Regions from separate parts of the Homo sapiens genome. Here region 2 is linked to region 1. Evidence: chromatin contacts called from ENCODE Hi-C or POLR2A ChIA-PET data. All regions are on one chromosome and are shown on one strand. The core of a region is the stretch at or near the end of the contact, and the rest is flanking DNA. Distances in the headings are between cores, read along the strand shown. Region 1 holds the start of MTNAP1 (mitochondrial nucleoid associated protein 1). Region 2 overlaps SDK2 (sidekick cell adhesion molecule 2).

Region 1 (5,796 bases), core at 1-2,500:
TAAACTCAGAATACTTTTGAGAACTTCAATCACATGAAATAATTATTTCAGAGAAGGATCCTTGTGGAAAGACCGTAACAGGAAGAGCATTCTGAGGTAACCTTTCCCAACTTTCTCCTCCACACATTCTTGCAGAGGAAATTAAGAGAGAGAAAAAAATTAAGAAATCCCAACTTAGTCCGGACTCTAGTAGTACATGTCAAGCACAGAACCCCTAATTTAAGACCCGCGTCCCGAGGCCAGGCTCCCTCGGGAAGGTAGCGAGTGCATCGCGATAAAATCTTTCCTCCCGCCTTCGGAGTCAAACGGCCCCGCAATCCAAACAGTTTAGAATCCAGCTTGTTCTTAATGCCACAGTCAAGAGAAGATCCATAACCCGCCTTGGTCATCTGCCCTTCTGTGTTCACAACCGTTCAGGGCACAAGTTCTTCGGTCTAACCGAATCTTTCCCTGCTGCGGGGTTAAGCCCAACCTTTCTTTCTGACCTTGGGGAGCCGGCAGCTCCCCGCCCGGTGCCCTCACAAAAGCCTTTGGGGGCTCCCTCTCCAAGATGAGACGTTTATCCCATCCCCCCACCCTCCTAAATTTAGGACAGGAAAGCTTTAGGGCCACCGTCTCTCTTCCGGGACCGATCACACTTCGTTCCAAATAGGAAAAGACAGGGGGGAAAAAAGATGGAGGGGCGGGAGACCTGGACCCCGGAGAGTCACCTTCCAGCTACCCACAGGAACCAAGCATCCGATCACTCGCGCATCCCTCTCCCCTCCTCCCCCGGCCCGCAGTGCACCCCACAGGGAGCCCCGCCGGGTCCACTCTTGCTCCGACCCCCATTTCGCGCGCCCCCTCGGCTCTATCTCCCAGATCCTCAGGCGACGAATGGAAAGGGGGTCCCTTCCCTCTCACCTGGGACGGAGGCGCTCGCTCATGGCAGCTGGCGGATGGAAGCTACGCGGCGCCGCTCCGCGAAGAGAGGGAACAGAGGGGGTTGTGTTTCGGCGGCCGCCACGCCCACCCCCTCGGGCCTTGGCTCTCGCAGCCGCTCGGGTGGACGCAGCCGGTGGCGAGTACCCCTCAGTCGGACCCGTACCACCACTACTTCCGGCGTCTGCTCCGCGCCCCCCCATGTCGCTGCCGCCGTGGTACCGCCCTCTCGCGGCTGCGCAGTGGCACCATCCCAACCGCACCGACTGGTAACCCCGCCCACGGGAAGAGGCGGGCTCGGAGCGGGAGGAGCGACTAGGAGCTTCTGGGAGAAAGGACCTCCCCTGGGGTGGCAGAAGCGCTCGCCTGTTCACAGCCAACGGAGGGTACGGTATAAAAGTCAAGCCAGGTTTCAAATAAATTCAATTATGTCATAATAATATCATACAAGTATTTGAGTTGAATCCGTGTAACATATTTTAAAACAGGCGGACCTATCCGGCAGTGGTGCAGACGGCCTGACGAGGTTCCTTGGCCGGGGGTTGGGCAGGGGCCTGGGGGGCTTCCCTGGGGGGCTTGTCGCCGGGGCCGCCTGGGCTTTCAGGTCTTCCGAGGTGAGGACGGTGCTCTGTGGGGAGCTTGCAAGGGCGGGTTTGTTTTCCGCGGCCCACGTTCTAAGTCTGGGGGAGACTCTCCTGAGCGGAGAGGGTAGGGAATCGGGTGCCGGGGCCGGCGGAGGGTCTTCCTGGAACCGCAGGAGGAAATCCTCGGTGGGGCTGCGGGAACGGCTGTCCCTGACCCAGGAGCTGCCGGGCCGACCCCATCCACTCCGCAGAATCAGAACAGCTGGCAGAATCAGAACAGCTTTCAGGGAAAGGAAGGGTGCGGGGAGGTGGGCAGGCTGGTAACGCAGCGGGAGGAGGGAAAGGCGGCTGGAGAGCGCCGGAGGTGAGGGTGAGGATTAGTGGAACTATTGAGGTCCTCCTTGAGCCCGGAGGCTGGGGAGGTCTTAACTCTCTGCTTTCCGGAACCTGTGTTTCTATTTGGTTCAGTATCGTGCCGCGTTTACTCACTGTGCATGCTGCCAAGTCACCTGTCTGATCGTGTCCTACACAGGCTGACATTCACGTTTCATTCTGCCACACTCGGGAACGGTGATCGGGGAAGCATGGGGATCCGGGAGAAGCACCCACAAAACTAGCATCCTCCTGGAGGAGCTCGGGTAAGAAAACAGACACCCACGTATAGACGTTATCGTGGGAATGTACCGGGATCTTTCAAGTAGGGTTGAGTGTGAGGTGGAGTGGAGGCAGAAACGTCTAGCAGGTGTCAAGCCCTTCCTAACGTTGTTAGCCGAAGGTCCATGGACTGGCTTCATTTGTGTGTATTATTGTAAACAAACAGTCTGTGGCTTTCATCCTGTTAGTGTGTACCTCCAAAGAAAGAAAGAATGATGGCTCACGCCTGTAATCCCAGCAGGCTGGGCGCGGTGGCTCACGCCTGTAGTCCCAGCACTTTGGGAGGCCGAGGCGGGTGGATCACCTGAGGTCAGGAGTTCAAGACCAGCCTGGCCAACATGGTGAAACCCCGTCTCTACTAAAAATACTAAAATTAGCTGGGCGTGGTGGCGCACGCCCTTAATCCCAGTAATCCCAGCCACGCGGGAGGCTGAGGCAGGAGAACCGTTTGAACCTGGGAGGCTGAGGTTGCTGTGAGCCGAGATCGCGCCACTGCACTCCAGCCTGAGTGATAGAGCAAGACTCCATCTCAAAAAAAAAAAGACCAAACAACAACAAAGTAAAAATGATTACTGTAATCTGTTGGCAGAAAACAGTTTTGTTTTGAAGGACTTCGTACAGGATAAGGTGGGTTGGTTGCTTTATTGAATGGATTGGTGAAGATTGTGTCTATTTTGTAAGTGGTTTCAGTCACCCTTTTTAATCTCTTTGGTAGTCAGAAGATATTATCAGTTGTAGTACTGAATAATATTTAAACGTTTATATCTAAAGAATTAAGTGAACAAATATTGTATGCCAGGCTCAGTGCTAGGTTTTTACATACAGCTGTGTGCAGGATAGATATGTTTCCTGCCCTCTGGAACTTTATAGAAAGAATAAGAGATGTAGAAAGGAAATAACTTTCAACTAAACATTGGAATTAAACATTTTCTTTTCTGGACTCTAAAGAATAACAGGTACAAATATACATGGTATAAATGTTTTTTTTTTAATTTTTTACATCGTATATGTTTAACAAAGATGTCAAACTAATTTGCCAGTAATCTGTTGTACTAGAAACTATAAGTAGGCCAGGCGTGGTGTCTCACGCCTGTAATCCCAGCACACTGGAAGGCCGAAGGCGGGCAGATCACGAAGTCAGGAGATTGAGACCATCCTGGCCAACATGGTGAAACCCCGTCTCTACTAAAAATACAAAAATTAGCCTGGCGTGGTGGCGCATGCCTGTAGTCCCAGCTCCTCGGGATGCTGAGGCAGGACAATAGCTTGAACCTGGGAAATGGAGGTTTCAGTGAGCCGACACTGCACTCCGGCCTGGTGACAGAGTGAGACTCTGTCTCAAAAAAAAAAAAAAAAAAGTATAAGTGAAAAACAGGACTGTGTCCTTGGCCATGTATATATTTGTGCATTATGCATACATTTTATGTATATCTGTGTGTGTGTGTGTGTGTATATGCATATTACTAAATGTTAGTAGAGCTTCATTTCTCATTCTTTGATTGTGGTAATTCTAATATTTTCTTCTTACACCCTAGTGCATATTCTATTTATCACTTTGGAAACCTCTGCTGTAATCAGTAACCTTTGGCTGGGCGTGGGCGTGGTAGCTCGCGCCTGTAATCTCAGCACTTTAGGGGGCTGAGGTGGGTGGATTGCCAGAGCTCAGGAGTTCGAGACCAGTCTGGGTAACACGGACACGGTGAAACCCCGTCTTTACTAAAATACAAAAAATTAGTCAGGCGTGGTGGCATGCCCCTGTAGTCCCAACTACTTGGGAGGCTGAGACGAGAATTGCTTGAACCTGGGAGGCGGAGTTTGCAGTGAGCAGATATTGTGCCACTGCACTCCAGCCTGGGTGACAGAGTGAGACTCTGTTTCCAAAATAAATAAATAAATAAATAACCTTTGGTTCCTGGCCTAAGTTTTTTATTCTTTACCATTCTGTCCTTGAATAACGTGTTTAAGGGTTTTTAAACAATTTTTTATACTCATATAATGACTAGTTGACTTGCTGTAACCGTAAGTAGCAAACATCTAGCTTGTTCCAAATGAATTTAAAAGATACAACACATAAGTAAAATATTGGTATGTACAAACTATGTGCTTCTCATAATCTCACATTTACCTTTTTCAGGAATAGGATGAGTGATAATCCACCCAGAATGGAAGTGTGTCCTTACTGTAAGAAGCCATTTAAACGATTAAAATCCCACTTGCCATACTGTAAGATGATAGGACCAACCATACCTACTGATCAAAAAGTTTATCAGTCCAAGCCAGCTACACTCCCACGTGCTAAAAAGATGAAAGGACCAATCAAAGATTTAATTAAAGCTAAAGGGAAAGAGTTAGAGACAGAGAATGAAGAAAGAAATTCTAAGTTGGTGGTGGACAAACCAGAACAGACAGTGAAGACCTTTCCACTGCCAGCTGTTGGTTTGGAAAGAGCAGCTACTACAAAGGCAGATAAAGACATCAAGAATCCAATCCAACCATCCTTCAAAATGTTAAAAAATACTAAACCAATGACTACTTTCCAAGAAGAAACCAAGGCTCAGTTTTACGCATCAGAGAAAACCTCTCCTAAAAGAGAACTTGCCAAAGATTTGCCTAAATCAGGAGAAAGTCGATGTAATCCTTCAGAAGCTGGAGCGTCTTTACTGGTTGGCTCAATAGAACCTTCTTTGTCAAATCAAGATAGAAAATATTCCTCAACTCTACCTAATGATGTACAAACTACCTCTGGTGATCTCAAATTGGACAAAATTGATCCCCAAAGACAGGAACTTCTAGTAAAATTACTAGATGTGCCTACTGGTGATTGTCATATTTCTCCAAAGAATGTCAGTGATGGGGTTAAAAGGGTAAGAACATTATTAAGCAATGAGAGAGATTCCAAAGGCAGGGATCACCTCTCAGGAGTCCCTACTGATGTTACAGTTACTGAGACTCCAGAAAAGAACACAGAATCCCTCATTTTAAGCCTTAAAATGAGCTCATTAGGTAAAATCCAAGTCATGGAGAAACAAGAGAAAGGACTTACCCTGGGAGTAGAGACGTGTGGGAGCAAAGGAAATGCAGAGAAAAGTATGTCTGCAACAGAAAAGCAGGAACGGACTGTCATGAGCCATGGCTGTGAGAACTTCAACACCAGGGATTCAGTCACAGGAAAGGAGTCTCAAGGGGAAAGACCACATTTAAGTTTGTTCATTCCGAGGGAGACGACTTACCAGTTTCATTCTGTATCGCAGTCAAGTAGTCAAAGTCTTGCCTCTCTAGCTACAACATTTCTTCAAGAAAAGAAAGCAGAAGCCCAGAATCATCATTGTGTCCCTGATGTAAAGGCATTAATGGAGAGTCCCGAGGGACAGTTATCTCTGGAGCCCAAATCTGATAGTCAGTTCCAAGCATCACACACTGGGTGCCAGAGCCCTTTATGTTCAGCCCAGCGTCACACTCCTCAGAGCCCCTTCACCAATCATGCTGCAGCTGCTGGCAGGAAGACTCTTCGCAGCTGCATGGGGCTGGAGTGGTTTCCAGAGCTCTATCCTGGTTACCTTGGACTAGGGGTGTTGCCAGGGAAGCCTCAGTGTTGGAATGCAATGACCCAGAAGCCACAACTTATCAGTCCCCAGGG
Region 2 (6,169 bases), core at 567-3,066, 330 kb after region 1:
ATACAGATTGTTTTAAAACAGCTATTATAACTATCCTCAAGGACATAAAGAAAAATGTGGTCATAATGAATGAACAAATAGAAAATCTTAGTAGGAAAATAAAAAGCATAAAAAGAACCACATAAAAATTCTAGATCTCTAATATGGTTCAGGTATTTATCCCCTCCAAATCTCATGTGGAAATGCGATCTCCAGTGTTAGAGGTGCAGTCTAGCGGGTGGTGTTTGGGTAAGGGGGTTCCCCCATGAACGGCTTGGTGCCCTTCCCATGGTAGTGAGCTCTCGTTCTGTTAGAGAGCTAGTTGTTTTTTCTTTTTTTGGTTTGTTTGTTTGTTTGTTTTTTTGAGATGGAGTCTGGCCCTGTCGCCAGGCTGTAGTGCAATAGCGCAATCTCAGCTCACTGCAAGCTCCGCCTCCCAGGTTCAAGCGATTCTCCTGCCTCAGCCTCCTGAGTAGCTGGGACTACGGGCGCATGCCACCACACCCAGCTAATTTTTGTATTTTTAGTAGAGACGGGTTTCACCATGTTGGCCAGGATGGTCTCAATCTCCTGACCTCATGATCCACCCACCTTGGCCTCCCAAAGTCCTGGGATTACAGGCGTGAGGCACTGCCCCCAGCCAAGAGCTGGTTGTTTAAAAGAGCCTGGCACCTCCTGCCTTCTAACTTGCTTCTTCTTTCTCCATCTGACACATCTGCTCTCCCCTTCAACTTCTGGCATGAGTGGAAGCTTCCTGAGGCCTCACCAGAAACAGGTGCCAACACTATGCTTCTTGTACAGCCTCCAGAACTATAAGCCAAATAAAATTCTTATATATATATGTGTGTGTGTGTGTGTGTGTGTGTGTGTGTGTGTGTTACCCAGTCTCAGGTATTCCTTTACAGCAATGCAAACAGACAAGTACAGAAAACTGGTACTGAGAGTGGAGTGTTGCTATAAAGATACTTGAAAATGTTGAAACAGCTTTGAAATTAGGTAATGAACAAAGGTTGAAAGAGTTTGGTGGGTTCAAAAATAGACAAAAACATGACATAAAGTTTAGAACTTCTTAGCGACTAGTTAAATGGTTGTAACCAAAGTCCTGATAGAAATATAGATAGCAAAGCCCAGGCTGATGAGGTTTCAGAGGAAAACAAACACTTATTAAAAACTGGAGTGAAGATCACCCTGGTTATGCCTTAATAAAAATCTGGGCTACACTGTGTCTATGGCTTAGGGCTTTATGAGAGACACCACTTACAAGTAATAACCCAAGATATCTGGCAAAAGAAATTTCTAAACGACAAAGCACTCAAAATGTGGCCTGGGTGCTTCTAACTTCCTACGACTAGATATGAGAACAAAAAAACGACTTAAATTTAACACTTATAATTAAAAAAAAAAAAAAAGCAGAGTGTAAAAACTTAGAAAATTTCCAGCTTGGCCATGAGGTAGAGAACAAAAGTGCCTTTCCAGTGAGAAACCCAAGGCACTTGTAAGATAACCTCCTGCTAGATAAATTTACATGACTAAACGGGAGTCAAGCACGAATAACAAAGACACTGGAAAAAAAAAGACCTGGAAGACATTTGGAAGGTCTTTGGGGAAAATCCCTTCCATGACAGGCCCAGAGGCCTAAAAAATGGTTTTAGGGGCCAGGCCTGGATCCCTGCTGCCCTCTGCGGCCCCAGGAGGCTGCTCCCTGCATCCCTGGCTGCTTCAGCTCCAGCCAGGGCTCAAAGAACCCCAGGTACCATTCAGGGCTCCACTTCAGAGGGCATACGCCATAAGACTTGGCAGCTTCCACATGGTGAAGCCTGCAGGCACACAGAATACAAAAGTGAAAGAGGCTTGGCAGCTTCCTCCTAGATTTCAGAAGATGTATTAAAAAACTTGGGTGCCCAGACAAGGCCTGCCACGGGGCGGAGCCCCCACAGAAGGCCTCTGCTAGGGCAGTGTCAAGCAAAAACGTGGGGTTGAAGCTCCCACAGGGTCCTCACCGGGACACTGCCTGGTGAAGCTGTGGAAATGGGGCTACCAGCCTCCAGACCTCAGCGTGGTACAGCCACCAACAGCTTACAACCTCAACATGAACAGGCACCAGACTCCAACCCGTTAAAAACAGCCAGGGGGGCTGTGCCTTACAAAGCCAGAGGGGTGGAGCTGCCCAGGCCTTGGGAGCCCAACCCTCACACCAGTGTGCCCAGGATGTGGGACATGGAGTCAAGAGAGATTATTTCAGAGCTTTAAGGTTTAACACCTGCCCTGCTGGGTTTCGGACTTGGGTAGGGTCTGTCATTTCTTTCTTTTGGTTGATTTCTCCCTTTTGAAATGAAAATGTTTACCTCATGCCTGTACCACCATTGTATCTTGAAAGTAAATCACTTGGTTTTGCTTTTACACATTCATAAATTTAAAACAACTTGCCTTGAGTCTCAAATGAGACTTTAAACTTTTTGAGTTGATACTCAAATGAGTTTAGACTTTCAAGGACTATTGGAAAAAAATGATTATATTTTACAATGTAAAAATGACATGAAATTTAGGAGGCCAGGAGTGGAATGATATGGTTTGGATATGTGTCCCCTCCAAATCTCATGTGGAAACCGGATCCTAAATGTTAGAAATGGGGCCTGGGGGAGATGTTTGTGTTGGGAGGCAGATCCCTTGGTGCCCTTCCCACGGTAATGGGTGAATTCTCGCTCTGTTAGTTCACAAGAGAGCTGGTTGTTTAAAGGAGGCTGGCACCTTCTCCCCCTCTCTCTTGCACCCTCTATCTCTCTTTTTCTCTATGTGACACAACTGCTCCCTCTTTTCTTTCTGCCAGTGAGTGGAAGCTTCTTGAGCCCCTCGCTAGAAAGATGCTAGTGCCATGCTTCCTGTACAGCCTATAGAACCGTGAGCCAAATACACGTCTCTTCTTTATACATTATCCAGCCTCAGGTATTCCTTTATAACAATGCAAAATGGACTAATACAAGCTGAATACAAGATCTGAAATTAAAAATTTATTGGATAGATTTAACAGCAGATTGATGAGAACAGAAGAGTCAATGAATGTGAAAATAGATCAATAAAAAATACCCACCCTGAAGAACCAGCAGAAAAGAAGACTTTAAAAAAAGCCCAGAGCCTCAGACTGGAGATGAAGGTCTAACATATATTATACATGAAGTCTAGGAAGAGTCAGGAGTGAATGAATGCATAAAAAGTAGTTAAAGGAATAAGGGCTGAAAATTCCCCAAATTTGGAGAAAGACAAATTGAAGATTCAAGAGGCTCAATGAACCCCAAGCAGGATAAATACAAGGAGAAGAGTCGTTAAACAGGCGACTGCAGAAGGAAGGAACATGCTTTATCTTCAAACCGCTGGACAGCAGGGCCCACCTCTCTGCAGGCTTCATGTACTTTTGTGATACATCACATGACAATATTGCCATCGTCTCCCTAAAAAGTGCACACAGGGGGCAAAGGTTGAAAAAGCACCTATTATGTGCTAATGGCCTTTGTGTATATTTTCTTAATTTACACTCATAGTAACCACAAGAACCAGGAACTGCTGTCTCCAAGTTGTTTTATTATTAATTTTTTAAAAACCAAAATCAGCACTAAGGCTCAGAGATGTTGAGTAACTCACCTAAGATCACACAGCTAGTAGTAAGAGATAGAGCTGGGGTTGAAAGCCTAGTTCCAAAGCCCATGTTCTTTCTTTCTTTCTTTTCTTTTTTTTTTTTTTTTGAGATGGAGTCTCACTCTGTCGCCCAGGCTGGAGGGCAATGGCGTCATCTCAGCTCATTGCAACCTCCGCCTCCCAGGTTCAAGTGATTCTCCTGCCTCAGCCTCCTGAGTAGCTGGGATTACGGGCGCACGCCACCACACCCAGCTAATTTTTGTATTTTTAGTAGAGACGGGGTTTCACCTTGTTGGCTGGGCTGGTCTCAAACTCCTGACCTTAGGTGATCTGCCCACCTGGGCCTCCCAAAGTGCTGGGATTACAGGCGTGAGGCACCGTGCTGGGCCCCATGTTATTTTGTATTCGTGCCTATTAACCCTTGCAGCACATTGGAATCACGTGGTGAGGGATGGGGGTGGGGATTGCTTTCAAAAGCAATCCCCACCCCCAACGAATTAAATCAGAATTAGTCAGGGCTGCATCCAGGCATTGGAATTTTTTTTTTTCAGCCCCTCTGTGTGATTTTAAGGTCTGATGTGGATTGAAAGTCACTGTTGTACACTATGCTGCACTCTGGGAAAGATCAGACGAGAAAAGAAAACTGGGTCAATCCCACTCACATTGGTAGATGGGCGATGAGAACCCCCGCAAAGGTCCTCAGAACGGAGCTCCGAGCCTTGATCTGTAAGCCTGTACCCTTCCTTCCTTGTCTTTTCCTGATCTCTAGGAGCTACACGGCTGTCACCACTCTCAGGTCCAGAAGATATGGGGGTGATAAAAGCGGCCGAGGAGCCTCTCTGCAGCAGGTCCTGAGTTACGGGAGGCTGCAGCCATGGACACGGGACACTTACTCTGGGTGAAGGATGAGGAGCAGGACCTCAGCGCTCTAACTCTTTCAGGCTTCGGCTGGGGAAGGAAGAGAGTCAGGCGGCCCCATGACTCTCCCCAGAGCCCCTCGGGACGGCCCCCCAGAGCCCCTCTTGGGGAGAGACTGGGACTGCTGAGCTTGGTGGACACAGGGCGACCACCCCAGGGGCCCAGCCTTGCTACCTCCCCTCCCTGTTTACACCCCTGCCTCCTAAGCACAGCCCGGCCTCAACATGCATCTCCTACCACCCCATAGGAGTGGTAGACCCCGTCTACACCGGGTCCAGAAACCACACAACCCATAGGTTCTGTGAGCTCCTGGCTCTGTTTTCTCAAATCGCAGCAGAGCATATGCTCAATAAAGAGCCTCCAGGTGCATGTGAGGGTGGGTGAGGTGGCTCCCACTGCTGGCTGGGTGAGCAGTTGGTGCCGCTTTGCCATTTGCCACTAGATTAGCCCAAAAATCAAAAAGAGGGGGACCCACCCAGCACCCCTCTTGTGATGATGGCGGTGATGGTGATGGTGAGGCTGATGGTGGTGATGTTGCCACCTTCCACTGAGCGCTGACTACCCGTGAGGCACTGAACACCACCATCAGCTCACCGCCATCTCGCAGCCACCCACAAAGGGCACTGCTTTAGCTCTGTTTTACAGATGGGAAGGCTGAGGCTCAGAGAAGATCAAGTCCTTGCCCGTGGCAGAACTCATATCAAAGCCAGGTCAGTCTCTAACACCGGAGCCCTTTGGAGGGGCCCTCTTCTACCCATTCCTGTGTTCTTCCTGCCCCTCACTGGACTGAACTGAGTTTAGCCCGAAATGCTCCTCCCAGGCCTGCAGGGACATGGCTGACCTCACATGCTCTGTGCCCCCTTTAGGGTCTCTGCTCCCCTATTCCTCCTCAGCCCACAGCCTGGGGTCAAGGGTGACTATTGTGAGCCCTGGTCTGGTCCTGAGTGGCTGCTGGGACCTTCCCAATGCCTGGGTGAAACTCCAGAGAACGAACTCTGGGCCAGCAGGAGTTTGCTGGGAAGTGGCTGCAGGAGGTGGCTCGGGTTTTTTTTTTTTGAGATGGAGTCTTGATCTGTCACTGAGGCTGGAAGGAGTGCAGTGGTGCGATCTCGGCTCACTGTAATCTCCGCCTCCCAGGTTCAAGCGATTCTCCAGCCTCAGCTTCCCGAGTAACTGGGATTACAGGCGTGAGCCACCATGCCCAGCTCGGGTCTCTTTCTGTCAAGGCAATGAAGAGGCTAAGGAGGGTGACAGAGGAGCCCCCTGAGCCCCAGGCATGGTGGGCTGTGGACCCAACCACCGGCTTCCTGCCTCACTGAGGCACCAGGGCGAAGACACTGATATTCAGTACTAGCAACCCCACAGCCAGTAGATAGTCAAGTTCCCTGCCCTTTCCAATGCCCACAGGACACTCTGGGTCACTCAGGGAGCTCGGTGGCCCACCCAGGCCCAACCCTGAGCCCATCGATCTGGGTCCTGGGGGGAACATGTGGGAGTCCAGCCCGGTGGCCCCCCGGGCGCTCTAAGCAGCCTGTGCCTAATGACCGCAGAAAGCCATTACAGCTCACTTAGCTGTAAACAGCTCTCCACAGCACTCATTAGGGCCGAGGAGCTCCGAGAGCTCTCCTCCTCGGGTGTGGGG

What was found. A loop is a pair of places that touch in the nucleus more often than their neighbours do. ChIA-PET counts read pairs that join two places held with the same protein, here RNA polymerase II (POLR2A).
Region 2: a loop to region 1 is called in a map of breast epithelium, with 9 times the contacts of the local background. The contact joins the enhancer-like site here to the promoter of MTNAP1 in region 1. A Hi-C loop is called at or near these places in 1 of 168 maps with a recorded cell type or tissue (breast epithelium). POLR2A ChIA-PET finds 5 or more read pairs at or near these places in 3 of 52 experiments (H1, naive thymus-derived CD4-positive, alpha-beta T cell and naive thymus-derived CD8-positive, alpha-beta T cell).

Annotation. Positions count from the first base shown.
Region 1 is chr17:73,231,183-73,236,978 of GRCh38, forward strand. MTNAP1 (mitochondrial nucleoid associated protein 1) reads left to right here and starts at 1,251. Exons shown (of 6, transcript NM_001351264.2): 1 at 1,251-1,307; 2 at 2,038-2,143; 3 at 4,294-5,796. The coding sequence starts at 4,301. VCF1 (VCP nuclear cofactor family member 1) reads right to left here and starts at 1,212. Exons shown (of 4, transcript NM_001098832.2): 1 at 904-1,212. The coding sequence starts at 1,124. RefSeq lists an enhancer at 1-705.
Region 2 is chr17:73,565,500-73,571,668 of GRCh38, forward strand. The region is part of intron 1 of SDK2 (sidekick cell adhesion molecule 2); the gene reads right to left. Among named protein-coding and RNA genes, the nearest start is that of SDK2-AS1, 55 kb to the left of the region's middle. RefSeq lists enhancers at 142-732, 733-1,322, 1,913-2,501. Within about 2 kb of position 1,817, at least 5 of the 41 ENCODE cell types and tissues checked have a DNase peak (open chromatin) inside an H3K27ac peak, as active enhancers do.